Regions from separate parts of the Mus musculus genome. Here region 1 is linked to region 2. Evidence: chromatin loops called from intact Hi-C (ENCODE). Cell type or tissue: left cerebral cortex. All regions are shown on one strand. Each heading gives the region's core, and the rest is flanking DNA. Links, peaks and the distances in the headings are about the cores only.

Evidence for each region. Hi-C counts contacts between places; a loop is a spot of excess contacts. Peaks named below come from ENCODE experiments on the same cell type or tissue, not always from the same donor. Only the 100,000 strongest peaks of a DNase experiment are listed, where the experiment ranks them.
Region 1: it touches region 2 in a loop (12-fold over the local background); 1 of 42 quality-filtered maps calls a loop at or near these places.

What each region holds. Positions count from the first base shown.
Region 1 is chr8:107,054,240-107,059,549 of GRCm38, forward strand. It overlaps Cog8 (component of oligomeric golgi complex 8), which reads right to left and starts at 2,498. Exons shown (of 5, transcript NM_139229.4): 1 at 2,022-2,498. The coding sequence starts at 2,416. It overlaps Nip7 (NIP7, nucleolar pre-rRNA processing protein), which reads left to right and starts at 2,638. Exons shown (of 5, transcript NM_025391.2): 1 at 2,638-2,751; 2 at 2,854-2,940; 3 at 3,034-3,172; 4 at 3,808-3,948; 5 at 4,138-5,310. The coding sequence starts at 2,696. The coding sequence ends at 4,257. In left cerebral cortex, for the core only: no CTCF peak of the experiment used is centred there; DNase peaks (open chromatin) are centred at 2,012 and 2,557; H3K4me3 peaks cover 2,056 bases; H3K27ac peaks cover 736 bases.
Region 2 is chr8:106,889,642-106,895,014 of GRCm38, forward strand. Chtf8 (CTF8, chromosome transmission fidelity factor 8) reads right to left here and starts at 3,952. Exons shown (of 4, transcript NM_145412.4): 1 at 3,860-3,952. It overlaps Derpc (DERPC proline and glycine rich nuclear protein), which reads right to left and starts at 3,952. Exons shown (of 3, transcript NM_001378379.1): 1 at 3,860-3,952. Utp4 (UTP4 small subunit processome component) reads left to right here and starts at 3,999. Exons shown (of 17, transcript NM_011574.2): 1 at 3,999-4,071; 2 at 4,950-5,110. The coding sequence starts at 4,952. RefSeq lists an enhancer at 2,623-2,669 and cis regulatory regions at 2,634-2,640, 2,652-2,659. In left cerebral cortex, for the core only: no CTCF peak of the experiment used is centred there; DNase peaks (open chromatin) are centred at 2,785 and 3,989; H3K4me3 peaks cover 2,261 bases; H3K27ac peaks cover 892 bases.

The DNA of each region.
Region 1 (5,310 bases), core at 1-5,000, 160 kb after region 2:
TCAGGAAAGTGTATTTCCTTATTATCCTACACAGCAGTTTGTTACCAAGCACTTACTAGACACGGGCTAGATGGTTTACCTAGTTTATTTAAAATCTTCCCGCTGGGCGGTCGTAGCACACGCCTTTAATCCCAGCACTTGGGAGGCAGAGGCAGGAGGATTTCTGATTTCGAGGCCAGCCTGGTCTACAGAGTGAGTTCCAGGACAGCCAGAGCTACACACAGAAACCCTGTCTCGGGAAAAAAAAAAAAATCTTCCCACAAGGCTGGCTCTGGTGGGGCACACCCATGATCCCAGCCCTCCAGAAGTTGAGGCAGACCAGCTAGGGATAGATACATAGTGCAACCCTATCTCAAACAAAATCCTCACACCAAATCTACAATTTCTATTACACTTGAAAGAACTTTTAACTCAAGATTTAAGAAACTTTTCATTAATTGATTGCTTGCATGGAGTCGTCACAATGGCTCAGTGGGTACAGTGCCTAGTGCCTGCCAACAAGCCTGCTGACCTAAGTGTGATCCCCTCACTGGAGAGAGAACCCACCCTACAAGCTGTCCTCTGACTTCCACATCAACATGGTGGTACCCCTCCCTCCATGTCATTTTAAAAATGGCTTGTAGATTTATATTGGCTGCCCAGACTGTCAACATTTGGGACTGAACTGCTCTAGGTCTCACGAAGGAGGTCTATGTTACGGCAAGGTACTTGGCTTCTCTGGACCTGTCTTTTCATTGGTGTGAATGTTAGAGACAGGCAAGATGGCATGTATGTAAGACCTTACATAAAGTAAATGTATGGAAAGCGTCTACAAATCCCTTACTAGCTGGACTTAAGGCTGGAGAAGTGGCTCTGTGATCACTGCTCTTGCAGGGGACCCCAGCTTAGGTCCCAACACATATACCTAGTGGCTCACAACCACCTATAATTCTAGTCCCAGGATATCTGACACCCTCTTCTAACCTCCTTTGGGCACATATGGTGCACAGACATACATGCAGGTGAGATACACATTTTAAAGTAGCTACTAATATTTTTCTAATAGAGCACTAACCACTCTATAAGCCACACTTTTGCCCTAAGATTCTTCAGGTCTTCATGTTATGTGCTGCTATGTATCTTTCGCGCTCCCACTTAAACTTTCTCCACTTTTCTATAGTAATTCCAGAAACTCGCTTTATGCAGTCCTGAATCTCTTTTCAGACATATGGGGTACACAACCTGTTTTTAATATCCAAGCTTCCAAAGAAAAATTGACCTGCTGGATAGCAGAACTAAGTGTATTAGATCGAGGGCCTAGAAATGTAACATAGCTTAAAAAGGAAATGCTTTTTGACAACCTACAATGACAAATAGGATCTGTCAGCTTCCTATCGATGGACATTTTGAAGCTGAGCACCTCCAGCCCACATTTATATAGGGTTAACTATGTCAGGCTCAATGAACTGCCTTGCATAATTTTATTTATTTATTTATTTTTGGTTTTTCGAGACAAGGTTTCTCTGCATAGCTCTGGCTGTCCTGGAACTCACTCTGTAGACCAGGCTGGCCTTGAACTCAGAAACCCGCCTGCCTCTGCCTCCCAAGTGCTGGGATTAAAGGCGTGCGCCACCACCGCCCGGATGCATACATTTTTTAGTTTGTTTGAATGTCTCATGTAGCTCAGGCTGTCCATGAATTCAATACTCAGACTAGGATGATGACTCTGTGACTCGAATACTGGGATCACAAGTGTCAATAAGACTGGCTGAATGTTTATTATTTAAACAACAGCCTATGAGGGAGTAGTGGACTCCTAGCTTCCAATTCTTGGAAACTTACTAGCTGTGTTCTTGGACAAGTCACTTCACTTCGACTTCCTCGTCTGTAAAATAATGACGCTACCTACCTAGATGGCTGCTGTGAAGTTTAAGTGGATTAACAAGGCAATCAGGAGAGAGCCCTGTACACTACGCTTGGGTCATGACGATAGCGTCCTGGCAGATACAATGACGCGCCCGTCCCCATCAGGCCAGCCGCACCTGCAGCTCTGCTGGAAGCGGGGCAGACGGTCGAGCAGGCGCCCGAGGGACGCCTCCACGTCGCCGAAGAGCCGGTGGATGCGCTCGGTGCACTCGGCCCCGCGAATGAACGTCTTGTAGTTGGCGAAAGCCAGGTCGCGCGTCTGCTGCAGCCGCTGGGCCCGCTCTTCCGCCAAGCGCTCGGGTTCGCGCCGCAGCCGGTCCAGCCCGGAGCCGCTCAGCTCCCGGAGGTAGCGGCCCACGTCGGGCTTCTCACGCCACTGAGCTTCGGGGAAGCGGTCCCGGAATAGCGACGCCAGGAGGCCCTCATCTTCCACCTCCCCCAGCGCGACGGCCGTGGCTGTCGTCGTGGCCGAAGCGGTCGTGGAGGGCTGGAGAGGGAGAGCGGCCGCCATCTCTCAAGCACGGTACCGTCACTTCCTCTTCAGAGCCGGTTTCGCTCCTGGGAAACGGAAACGATTGGGGGAAACATTTCCCGTCTCTATGGTTTCTCATCTAGCCGGCTTTCGGTCCCCGGAAGTCCGCCACGGTAGGCGGCGGCTGCGCAAAGATCACGGAGAATTAGGCTAGAGAGACACGCGTTCGTGGACCCCAGGAAGTGGGCGGGTGGGAAAGTGACTTCCGCTTCCGGCTCTCCAGGCACGAGGATTCCCGGGAGCCAAGCAAGCGGCAAGATGAGGCCCTTGACTGAAGAAGAGACCCGGGTCATGTTTGAGAAGATCGCGAAGTAGTAAGAACTGGAGAGGCGGATGAGGGACGGGCGTGCGGGGAGTGGGGATGCGGCTCCGGGGCGGGACGGTCCCGGCTCAGACGCTGGTCTTGTTGCCCTCAGCATCGGAGAGAACCTTCAACTCCTAGTGGACAGACCCGACGGCACGTACTGTTTCCGGCTGCACAACGACCGAGTGTACTATGTGAGGTGAGGTGGGGCGTGCTGCCCACTGCGTGGCGGGCTGGAGGCGTGCATCCATCCCTGGTCGTCACCGGGTACCTTCCTCCCGCGCCCCTGTAGTGAGATGATGCTGAAGCTGGCCGCCAACATCTCCGGAGACAAGCTCGTGTCGCTGGGGACGTGTTTTGGGAAGTTTACCAAGACCCACAAGTTCCGCTTGCACGTGACAGCTCTGGATTACCTGGCCCCCTATGCCAAGGTACGTTGTGGGGGCCTGGTCTCCAGGTTGCCATCCGGGATGAAGTCCCGGGTGACGGCGGCCAGGTCAGAGCACAGATTCTTTCCAACGAGTTTCTGGACAGCGTCAGCCTAAGAAGTTGTTTGTCGATATTGCTGCTTGGACACGTTTAGGAAGGGTTATGGCCATGGAGCTGCATAGCCTAGTTGTCTACAGGAAAACAGGCCTCCACCGTGTCAGCTGGATCTCAGAAAGCAGAGACGAAGACACAAGTGCCAGTGGTGAGGGTGATCCTAGGGTCCAAGGGGAAAAAAAAAGGAAATTGCTGATTATGTGAGCATTTCGATGTAAGGTTGAATTTCGATGTTAGGTTGAGGAAGGAACTCCATGGTGAAAGATCAAAAATTGGGGTATCCCAGCACTTGGGAGGCAGAGACAGGCGGACTTCTGAGTTCGAGGACAGCCAGGGCTACACAGAGAAACACTGTCTCAAAAAAAAACAAAAAACCCACAAACAAACAAAAACAAAAAAGTGGGGGGGGGGTCCAAACAACTTAAAGGTTCCCCACCTCTCCTTAAACTCGGAAGCAGCTGCTAATCCGCATTTAGGGATATAGCCCAACATCCTTGTGTCTTGGCTTTTAACTCTCTTTCAGTATAAAGTGTGGGTAAAGCCGGGAGCAGAGCAGTCCTTCTTGTATGGAAACCATGTGTTGAAATCCGGTCTGGGTCGAATTACTGAGAACACATCTCAGTACCAGGGAGTGGTTGTCTATTCCATGGCGGACATTCCTCTGGTGAGTAGCCACGGTAGCCATCCATCACGGCAAATGCCAGGTACCCACTGGAAAGGATGAAGTTTCAGTCAGCAGCTCGGAGACTGACTTCTTGGCTCCTTTCACAGTTCTCAAAGATACAGCTGTTTCAATATAGTTTTTGTTTTGTTTTGTTTCCTTATAAATGAATGTCTGTTCTTTCAATTCCAGGGTTTTGGGGTGGCAGCAAAGTCTACCCAAGACTGCCGAAAAGTGGACCCCATGGCAATTGTGGTGTTCCACCAAGCAGACATTGGGGAGTACGTACGCCATGAAGAGACACTGACTTAGGACGGTCATTCCAAGAACATTTTGCTGTGTGAGAGGACTTAGCTTTGTTTCCTGTGTGCGGCCATCAGATTAAATCTGGACAACACTGAGATACGCAACTTGGGTTCTTATCAACAGAAATGGCGTGAAAACAGGGTCTCTGGCCCTCTAGAGTCAAAAGCAGGTGGATCACAAGTATAAGGCCAGCTCAGGCTACTTGGAGAGTTCAAGGCTAGCCTGGGCTACATAGTGAGCCTTGTCTCAAAAATCTAAAACAGACAAACCAGAACCTGAGAGTGTTTTGTGTGAGTAAATAGAGTGTTTCTGTTTTGTGTCTGCGTCGTCTTTGTTTGGATCAGAAGACTTGCTCTGAGTGATGGTTTCTAAGTTACTTCACTGAGGACAGGAGCCATCTTACTGTTATCTGTGATAACACTGTTTTCCAGGCTCATGATAGCACAGTGGACTTTCTATTGTGTGTTAATGTTAAAGGTAGAAACGGCCATATGAGCCTCTGGTTTTACATATGGAATTTAATAAATTTTAATGGTTTTATATTTGTTATTTCATATGTGTGAGTGTTTTGTTGGCATGTACGTATGTGCACTGCTTATGTGCCTGGTGCCTAAGGAAGTCAAGGTGATTTCAGACCTGGAACTAGAGTTACTGGTTGTGAGCCACCGTATAGGTGCCAGAAATTAAACTCAGGTCCTCTGCAGGGACAGCAGTGGTCTTAACCACTAAGCTATCCTAATAAATTTAATAGGTGCATTTTGGCTATTTTTCTTGGTGTTAAGTGGGGTATAGCGTGGAAGCGTCTGTATTCAAGCCTCAGTTCTGCCCCTTGCCAGCTGTGGTGGTGGACAAGTTCTCTGCTTAGAGAGGCTTCATTTTCTTCCTTTGTTAAAAGAAAAAACCCATGACCCTGCCGTATGGTGGTGCATATCTTTAGTTACAGCACGGGGGCTTGAGGGTGAGGCAAAGGCAGATGGAGCTCTATAGGTTCAAGGCCAGCCTGGTCTACATAAGGAGATCCTGGCCAGTCTTAAACCCAAAACCCACAAAACTGAAAAA
Region 2 (5,373 bases), core at 325-5,324:
ACAGGAAATAGACAGTATGGCTGCCAAATTTTCTCAGTGAATTCTCTGCTTCCTGGACAGACTATCAGAATAAGAATTCACAATGAACTAAGAAAAGCAGACACCTGACCTCTGATTTGGGGTAGCACTTGCAAACCTACCCATGCAGGTTCAACTGAAAACATACATCTTTATATACAGCTGCAGGAAGCCTTGCCTGAGTTATTTCTATTGATCCTGGCAAACACCTAGCAATGCCTTGGAAACAGTAACTGTGTGGCTTACAGCCTGGCCATTCTGTTGCTGTACCCCATCAACCCTGTAAAATGTTTTATGCTAAATCAAATTAGGTGACTTACACGGATATAAAAGGAAATGTGTCAGTCTAGCTTAGAGACACCTGTATATCCATATGATTATACCTATGTGATCTCTCTGTGTGTGTGTGTGTGTGTGTGTGTGTGTGTGTGTGTGTGTGTGTATCTCAGGGCTTGAGATTTCCTGTAGCATCTATTACTCCTGTTCTTGCTCCTTGAGGTCACCAGAAAACTGTCCATGGGGCTAGCTTACATATTGATTTGAGAGCACAACCGACAGAGGTAACAGGAGTATGACCACGTGTCCCAATTAGCATACATTTTATTCAAAGGGTCTCAAAAGCCAGGTGTGGTGCTATGCATCTGTAATCCCTGCCCTTCAGGCTGAGGCAGGACAACTCAGGAAGACCCTGTCTCCAACAACAAAGGTGGGTGTGAGGGAAACTTAAAAAGAGGTGAAGCCTCGTACAAGCAGAACACCTACAATCTGAGAACATGTTTCCAAGTAGAAAAAAAATTTAAACATAATATTAGGCTGCTAGTATCAAATGTCAAGATTTCTCAGTTTTCGGGCTATTCATCTGCTAAATCAATGCAAAGATTCCAATATCTGAAGCACTTGTGTGAATTTCCAATGCTGTTTAAGAAGCCAAATTCTGGTAATAGTAACAAATAACAAAAATGTTACAATGAAAATTCTGTGTGGCATCAATTTCTGAGTCTTCAGTCTCACTTCATGCTAACACTAAGAATCGACCAGTTTCTAGGACTAAGATTTGCCTTGATTAGAAAGCAGCACAGTGTTACCAATACCAAAAGATTTCATCTCCATACTCTTTGGACTGCTTACTGGATTATCTCATCCCATCCTGACAACCAGCTCAAGTTAGGCATGGTTATCAAACTCCCTTTCAGGTAACAAGGCTTAGAAAAGCTGAAGGCTAAGCAATTGGTCGCATAGCTAATTAATAACCAGTAAAGCAGGATGTGACTTTAGCCATTCCACTGTGTGGTCTGCACACCAGCCCTCCTCATACACAACTTCTGAGATCCATCTACCTTGCAATTGCCCTCATTCTCCTGCAAATCTGAAAGAAGCCTTGTCCCTTGCAATGAAAGCAGCTAAAATCCAAGCTGATACATCAAAGTAGCTGATAAACTATTACCTTATCCATGTTTAGGCTTTAAAAGTCAAATTCAATGCCACCTTCAAGATTCAAAATTATACCCTAAACCCTCTCTCTACCCCTCATCAAGGAAAAAAAGAAGTCATGAAGACTGAGGACTTTTTTGCCGTGGGTTCACTTTAATCTCTGACCAAACCCAATTCTCATCCTCTGCTCTCTAAATCATTACATATTAAAGGATTACTAATGTCTTAGAGAACAGCCTGATCAGTGACCCTCATAATGGTAACTTCCCAAAATAAAATGTGGTGTAAGTATGGTATGTACCCAACCATACAAACAGAAAAACAAAGGACTGTGATTCAATGATTTAAATCTAATGACACAAAATCTTCTATGACTAAATCATGTTTTATAAATGTCCATTTTATTAGCCTGGTCTACAGACTGAATTCCAGGACTGCCAGGGATATACAGAGAAACCTGGTCTCAAAGGAAAAAAAATCCATTACAATGTATCTAAACACTTTGTGTGGTCTGCTAAAGATTAAACCAGTGAACAAGATAGACACTATCTCTACCTGTATTTTTGAATTTTGTCTGTTTTAAAGGGAATATGTTCTAATTCTTCAAAACTATACTTTAAAATTTTTCTTTAAAAAATTAGGATAAAGTGGCTTAACCATTTCATAGTAAAAAAAGTTAGCTGTTTCCTAGAATATGTCAAGTAGAACATCACTACCACCAAATTGGTAACTACTGTGAATGTTTACAATGGACAAAATAGGCTATAAAAACAGTAGGTCATCAAAGTCAACTTTATACAACTGGAGAACAATTCAAAGGCTTTAGGCAGGGTTTACTGAGATGCTTCAGGGCTTAAACTCTGGAAAGTCATTTCTCTAAATATGACAACTATTTCTCTATGTGCCTTTCTAGCAAACAACCAACCTTGTGAGTTTTATATATGACTGAATACAAATCATTTTTATTACCAGTGTCATGGTGGTTGTGTGACTGAAGGGGATGTTTGACCCAGTTTTCTAAGGAGAACTTGTCTCTTAATAGAGTTGTTACTAAGTCTAAACTACTTTAAATGAGACACTTGCTCCCCTCCAAAAAGGGGCTGTGGAGGGAAGGTAGAACTGAATGCTTCCGAACTTTTCATTAGTGAAGAATGTTTTCAAAACGTGTTTAGAGACTATGCATCCACGTGGTACGTTCCCATCACGTGGCAGGATTCCTCCACTGGAGGGAATCAATTACTGTTATTTGTAGACAATGGGTAGAAAAGATGGCTTCGGTTGATTTGAGTTACTCCGGTTTTCTCCATCTTCTGCTACTCTGCCACCCCATCTCAACCTTCCCTCCTCTTCCTGCCCTCACAACCTCCTCCTCCCAACCCTTTCTGGCCGCGCGGCAGTTGTGGGGGAGGTCCCCCTCCTTGCTGGAGTCTTCCATTTCTTCTATCTCCTCCACCCTTGAGCTCCCCTCCCCCCTCCTTCAACTAGACAAGATTTTTTCTAACTCCCTCTTGCCCGTTTCTCCAACTTCCTTCAAACTATCCCAAACTACTATTGGAACCGTTTTATCAAGGTCTTTAACCCTCTACCTACCCCCCTAAGAAACTATCCCTCCCCACCTCACTCTTAAACTGCTTTTCTCCACGGCCCCCATCCGTCTTCATAGCCCCAGCCTTCTCCCGAAGAGTCCTCTTTCAACTACCTTCCTCTACCACTCAAATACGAGCCAAAACCGTTCCCAGTCCCGCTACTCTAGGACACCACCCTTCTCAACTTTAGGATTCATTCACTCCTCCCACAAAGCGCCCGAGACCACTTTGCAAGAATCCTCCAAATAATGCCCCCCCTAGCAGCTTCCTCCTCCCCACTACCATGATTTAATAAAATAAAGGTCCCCTGAAACAAGCCTCACATTTCTGTCCGTTCCGCCCCAAACCCCTTTTGAGTCTCGGGCTGCCATTCCCGCTACTTTCTGAGTTCCAAGTCCACTCGACTCCAGCAAGCCTCCCGACCGGGGACTGAGCCCCTTTCCCCCCCGCACCTACCTCGTGGATCCGGCCCGCGCCGCCCCCTGCTCCGTCCTCCGCCCGCGCTCCGTCAGCCTTTCCGCCCTTCTCCCACTCCACCCGACTCCCTCGCTCCCTTCCTTCCGTCCTTGCCCAGTTCCCGGTCCCCAAGCGCCCCTGGCTGGCGGCGGGCTAGCCTCGGCCCGCGCGGCCCTCACTCTCCCGGGCCCAGCACGCGCCCCTCCCCCGCCCGCTCCCCGCCCCTCCGCTCGCCATTCTTCTCGCCGAGCCGCGCGCCCCGCCCGGCCCCGGCTGCCTAGCTGGCCCATCCTCCGCGCTCTCGCCGCGGTCCCCGCCTCCGGCCTCGTTCCCCGCGGCCTCCCGCGCCCCTCCGCCCGCGGCCTGACCTGCAATGGCGGCCGCCGAGCGCGGCGCCGCGCGGCCAACGGGCGACAACCGAACCTCCCGCCGCCGTCGCCGCCGCCGCGAGCATTGCCTGCGCACTTCCGGCCTCGCGCCGCGGAGTACTTCCGGGACGGCGCTGTCGAGTGCGCAAGCGCGCACGTGGGGCCGGGGCGGAGAGAAGCGAGGTCCGGGGTTGGCGAGTTCCCGGCGGTAGGTGAGTTCGGGGAGAACTCCGGGGGCAGCTAAAACCCACTGTTCGGAAGGGGTGTGGTTCACCTGGGGTCGGAGGCCCGCGGACCTTGTTGGATGCTCAGTTCTTGAGGCCGAGGGGAAGCTACTCCGCTCCGTGGACCTGGGAGAGCAGGGCTGGCGGACACCCCGCGCGCTTTAGTGGCTCATCAGAACGTGCCCGCTCTGCCTGTGGCTCCCTTGAGGATAGAAGAGTAAGGGACGTACAAGTTCCACTCCCAGTAGGTGTGTGTCAGGTAGCTGCTAGATCAGGCAGGCTGGAAGAGACCACCAAGTTCTGTCGCTGCCTACTCGTGCTCTGGGATTCCCCTCCCCCATCTACCCTATGTCACTGTCTTACTAGAGTGGGTCTGTAATTTGCAGACTCAGTAAATTTTTGTTTGTTTGTTTTTGTTTTTTTTCGAGACAGGGTTTCTCTGTATAGCCCTGGCTGTCCTGAAACTCACTTTGTAGACCAGGCTGGCCTCGAACTTAGAAATCCGCCTGTCTCAGCCTCCGGAGTGCTGGGATTAAAGGCGTGCACCACCACGCCCGACCAGACTCAGTAATGTTGAGGAGAAAAGTATTGGTAAAATGCCGGTCTCAAACCCTCTTCCTCCAAAAAGATGGAGGAATAGAGTTAGCCTTTGGGGGGAGGCGGGGGGTGGGTGGGGATTAAGTTGTTGAAACTTCCCTACTGAATTTCTGGAGACCGAAGAGTCTTGCTGGGGCACACCAGCATTATTAAAAATGAACTTAAGTGAGAGATCATGGGACCTCCTATCCAACAGTGATGATGGTAAATTGAATGCATAGGAGATTCTCCGGGTTAATGCTTAACAGTGATTCTTTTTGTCCCTCCAGGAATGGGTGAATTTAAGGTCCATCGAGTACGTTTCTTTAATTACGTTCCATCAGGTATCCGGTGTGTGGCTTACAATAATCAGTCAAACAGATTGGCTGTTTCACGAACAGATGGCACGGTGGAAATTTATAACTTGTCAGCAAACTATTTTCAGGAGAAAGTAAGTCTTTGGGGGAGCCTGGTGTGGTAGCCCTGATGTTAATTTTCTTAACTTCAATTCTACAACTTATGAGCCCTATCTTCAGATAGATCAATTGACTCTTCCTGCTGTGGAATTGCTTAGAACTTCTGTAGCATATCTGGGGTCCCTTGATGCACCCATCAAGGGAAAAGCAGCCCAGGGGTTTGAGCTATCTCAAGCTGTTTAGAAAGCTCCTGCCTGGGAATTGTGTGCCGTTTGAGGCCTGAAGCTTGCTGGATCTT